Regions from separate parts of the Homo sapiens genome. Here region 2 is linked to region 1. A link is an interaction called in ENCODE POLR2A ChIA-PET data of the cell type or tissue named here. Cell type or tissue: B cell. All regions are shown on one strand.

Region 1 (2,500 bases):
GTGCAGTGGCACGATCTCGGCTCACTGCAACCTCCGCCTCCTGGGTTCAAGCAATTTTCCTGCCTCGGCCTCCCGAGTAGCTGGGACTACAGGCGCATGCCGCCGTGCCCAGCAAATTTTTTGTATTTTGTTAGAGATGGGGTTTCACTGTGTTGCCCAGGCTGTTCTCGATCTCCTGAATTCAGGCAATCTGCCCGCCTCAGCCTCCCAAAGTGCTAGGATTACAGGCGTGAGCCACCGTGCCTGGCGAGTGTTTTTTTAAATCAAGAAATAGTAATTAGTCTTCAAAGGAATTCACACTAGATTTTCACATTTTTAAGCTTAAAAGCTTTTGAAGTGCTTTTTTTTCTTTTTTTCCTTTTAAAACTTTTTTTTTTTTTTTTGAGACAAGAGTTTCACTCTTGTTGCCCAGGCTGGAGTGCAATGGCACAATCTTGGCTCACCGTAACCTCCGTCTCCCGGGTTCAAGAGATTCTCCTGCCTCAGCTTCCCGAGTAGCTGAGATTACAGGCATGTACCACCACACCTGGCTAATTTTGTATTTTTAGTAGAGACGGGGTGTCTCCATGTCGGTCAGGCTGGTCTCGAACTCCTGACCTCAGGTGATCTGCCCGCCTCAGCCTCCCAAAGTGCTGGGATTACAGGCATGAGCCACCACGCCTGGCCACCTTTTTTAAATTTTTGAGATGGAGTGTCACTCTGTTGCCCAGGCTGTAATGCAGTGGCACAATCTCGGCTTACTGTATCCTCTGTCTCCTGGGTTCAAGTGATTTTCCTGCTTCAGCCTCCCGAGTGCTGGGATTATAGGCACCCGCCACCACGCCTGGCTAATTTTTGTATTTTTAGTAGAGATGGGGTTTTTACCATGTTGGCCAGGCTGGTCTCGAACTCCTGACCTCAGGTGATCCACCCACCTCGGCCTCCCAAAGTGCTGGGACTACAGCTGTGAGGCACTGTGCCCAACCTGAAGTGCTTTTAATTTTCACTGTGGATACTCGGTAAAATATAACCATGAATTTAAGAAAAATATCCGTGTTGTCACCTAGCTCTTTGTTAAAGAGCATTCATTGTTTATTTATTTTGTTTTGGGTAATATATTCCTTATCAGTTAGCTGTTTGGAGTTACGTTTCTGTTTGACATCTTAATGTGCTCCAGCAAAGGGTAACTACAGAGGAGCGAATAGGAGAGGGACACATGGGGACATCAGTTAGGTCTGGAAAGCTTTATTTCTTGAAGATCTGGGGACTTTCTGACCAAATATTAGCATTTGTCTGACCTGGATGGTGTGTACATGGGTATTCATGATATTCTTTCTACTTTTTTGTATTTGAAATTTCATAAAATAATTTAAAAAATAAAAGTAATACTGCTAACTTGGAGTTTAGAGGGAGGGTAATAGGATGGGGTATTAATTTGTTTTTATTACAGGAAGGCCTCAGTGCAAGAAATGAATTGTTTGATTGCTGACTTTATTCTTTGGTCTTACACACCAGGGTTTCCATGATAAAGTTTTGGAGGACTGCAATATAGTCCTCAGTTTAAATGCCAGTAACTGCAAAGCTCTGTATCGGAAATCTAAGGCTTTAAGTGATTTAGGAAGATACAAAAAGGCTTACGATGCTGTAGCAAAGTGCTCCTTAGCAGTGCCTCAGGTATGGAATTTATAGTTTATTTGTTTACATCGTAACCATTTACATCATAATAAATGGCATTTAAAGAGTTAAATTTTCCAGTCATCCATCAACCTGCTTCAGTTGGGTATAAATGCTAATGAAGCAGGTGTCTTGATGGGAAACTTCCCTGTTTTGTCTATTCTTCTTCACCATTAGTAAATATAACCCTGTTAATTATACATACTTATTTTTTTCAGGATGAGCATGTAATAAAACTAACTCAAGAACTAGCTCAGAAATTGGGATTTAAAATAAGAAAAGCGTATGTCAGAGCTGAGGTAAGCTGGAGTTCTCTGCATAAGGTGTTTTCATTTTGTTTTAGAACTTGGAGTCAGTTCTGTTTTTAAATTAGTGTCTTTATTTTATTTCAGCTCTCATTAAAATCAGTTCCTGGGGATGGGGCTACCAAGGTAAAGTTATTTTTTCTGTCAAAATTATATTTTTTTTTAAAGGGAAGGATGGGAGCAATTCTACTTTTAGTATTTTTGGTGTGTGTTTATTTTTGGAACCTTTTTAATTCCTCAAACACGTAATTGGCAATACCCTCCTGTCACTTTATTTATTTTTTTGAGACAGAGTCTTGTTCTGTTGCCCAGGCTGGAGTGCAGTGTCCTGATCTTGGCTCACTGCAACCTCCACCTCCTGGGCTCAAGTGATCCTCCCACCTCAGCCTCCCGAGTAGCTGGGACCACAGGCACACACCACCATGGCCTGTTAAATTTTTGTATTTTTTGTAGCGATGGGGTTTCACCATGTTGCCCAGGCTGGCCTCAAACTCCTGAGCTCAAGTGTTCCTCCTGCCTTGGCCTCCCACCAAATGCTGGGA
Region 2 (2,500 bases), 240 kb after region 1:
CCAGCCTGGACGACAGAGTGACACCCTGTCTCAAAAAAAAAAAAAAAAAAAAAAGAAAAAGAAAGAAAAAGAAAATGTTTTGCAACGAGATAGAGGTGGCAGTTGTACAACAATGTGGATGTGCTGATGCCACTGAATTGGTCACTGTAAAATTGTTTAATTGTACTAGGTGAATCTCACCTCGATCAAAGAAAATACACCAATTTGTATTGTTTCATGTGACAATTGGTAAAATGAGGATAGAGTGAACTGTGGATGCAGCGTAAATCAGAATGGAGGTTTCAGTGAGGTAGTAACCATTACCAACTGTGTTAAGACTATAATATAATGGCCAGGCACGGTGGCTCACACCTGTAATCCCAGCACTTTGGGAGGCCAAGGCAGGCGGATCAACTGAGGTCGGGAGATCGAGACCAGCCTGGCCAGCATGAAGAAACTCCATCTCTACTAAAAATACAAAATTAGCCAGGCGTGGTAGCACATGCTTGTAATCCCAGCTACTCGGGAGGCTGAGGCAGGAGAATTGCTTGAACCTGGGAGGCAGAGGTTGTGGTGAGCTGAGATCACACCATTGCTTTCCAGCCTAGGCAACAAGAGCGAGACTCTGTCTCAAAAAAAAAAAAAAAAAAAAAAAGACTATAATGTATAATTAAATAATACTTATAAAGCAAATGGTAGAATCTGAGGACAGGACCTCAGTATCAACATCTTTGGAACCAGTACAATGTTGGGTTAAAATGTATAGGACATGCTTGTTGAATTAGGGAAGAAAGTAAAGTGAAAGCATTTGATTCATCAAGAACCATGACTGAGCTACTTGCAACCTGCTGCAGGGCTGGGACAACTCATTTGAGCTTCCCACACCGAGTTCCTCTCCTTTCGAAGAAGAGGTAGGCTGATTCCTCCAGCGCTAAATGTCTGTGTTGGGAAATGGACAGGTCTAGGGGAGAAGACAGTACCTGCTGGAACATTCCAGAACATGCTGGAATATGCTAGGGGCTTGCTGTTTTGGCCTATGTTGTGCTGAAACCCTGTTAGTTTCACTAGGGAGGTAACAAGTTCAAGAGGCTGAAGAAGAAATGCAGAGCCAGCAAAGGAGACATTGGGTTTGATTCGGGACTTAGACACAGGGGAGAGAGTGCAGGTGCTGGTGGGCTGGAGAGGGAAACTGCAGCCACTTGCAAACAGCATGCAGTTTATTCAGCATTTTCACTTAACACCCTCCCCTTAACGACCTCCACCTGGCAACCTTCATGTAACCTAAAACTCAGAGCCTCCATCCCTTGGAGGGCCTGTGTTTCATGGGATGGGCCAGGGGCTCAGATGTTTCTCATAGACAGGAAACAAATCTCCAGGTTGGCCATTCCCGGATTCCGTAGCTGGGACTCACATTCAGGTGAGTCTGCCATCCAGGTCATCCTAAGGATGTGCGCAGGTTATTGCGTTCAGGTGCGTTTGCCCTACAGCCCACCGGAGCCAGCTCTTCGGTAAACTAGGAAACCCTTGAGACACAGGTCTCAATGAGCACCAGGCTGTGGTCAGCTTTGATACGCAGGAGCAGAGCAAGCCAAGAAATGACACTCAACTTTGCAAGAATCAGCCCCCTGTGTCTCCTTCCCACTGTCTGCTGCCAGGGGCGGGCGTCTGTATTCACACATCTGGCTCAGGTGAGGATGGGGCCAGGAGCCACCTTTGCAGGTCATTCGAAGGCCCCCACATTCCTTCCACCGGTGGGCCCTGGGGGCTGCCTCCCTCCCTCCCTGAGCTGAGAATCCCATCTTTGGAGTGAGTCTTGCGTCTACAGATCTAGGGCTGCACGTGTGTCCTGCTCAGGGCATGGCTAATAGGGCCCATTCCCTGGAAGCAAGGGCAGGAAGGGGACTGGGCACGGGGCTGTCGTCTTTACATAAGGGCTCATTACCACGGAGGCCTTAGCAGCTAGGGTACCTGTGATCCTGGGCAGGCGTATTTCTGCTTGGAGGACGTGGGGATTGGAAGCAGGGGTCGATTATAGAGCTGAGCCACAGGTGAAGTGGCTGGTGCATCTCTGAGTAGCCAAGAAATGGGAAAAGTGCCGGGAGAGGCAGGCCTCCTAACGCAGGGAGAAGGTTTCAGACCCCATCGTAGACTCTGCTGTATAACAGCCACTCACACAGGGCTTTGCGGTAAGAACTTTTTGGCTTCTTTGGCAATAGCTTTATTGAGATGTTATCTACATGTCACACAATTCACCCATTTAAAGTGTACAATTCAGCCGGGCGTGGTGGCTTACACCTGTAATCCAGCACTTTGGGAGGCCAAGGTGGGAGGGTTGGTGTAGGCCAGAAGTTGAAGACCAACCTGGACAACAAGGTGAGACTCGGTCTCTTTAAAAAAAAAAAAAAAAAAAAAAAAAAAAACGGGCCAGGCGCGGTGGCTCACGCCTGTAATCCCAGCACTTTGGGAGGCCGAGGCAGGTGGATCACGAGGTCAGGAGATTAAGACCATCCTGGCTAACACG

Evidence for each region. ChIA-PET counts read pairs that join two places held together with the same protein. Peaks named below come from ENCODE experiments on the same cell type or tissue, not always from the same donor. Only the 100,000 strongest peaks of a DNase experiment are listed, where the experiment ranks them.
Region 2: POLR2A ChIA-PET joins it to region 1 with 7 read pairs; 6 of 35 experiments call an interaction of 5 or more read pairs at or near these places.

The regions. Positions count from the first base shown.
Region 1 is chr16:11,775,904-11,778,403 of GRCh38, reverse strand. ZC3H7A (zinc finger CCCH-type containing 7A) reads left to right here. Exons shown (of 23, transcript NM_014153.4): 5 at 1,495-1,653; 6 at 1,872-1,952; 7 at 2,046-2,084. Among named protein-coding and RNA genes, the nearest start is that of ZC3H7A, 20 kb to the left of the region's middle. In B cell, no CTCF peak of the experiment used is centred here; no DNase peak of the experiment used is centred here.
Region 2 is chr16:11,538,293-11,540,792 of GRCh38, reverse strand. No RefSeq gene overlaps it. Among named protein-coding and RNA genes, the nearest start is that of LITAF, 47 kb to the left of the region's middle. In B cell, no CTCF peak of the experiment used is centred here; a DNase peak (open chromatin) is centred at 970.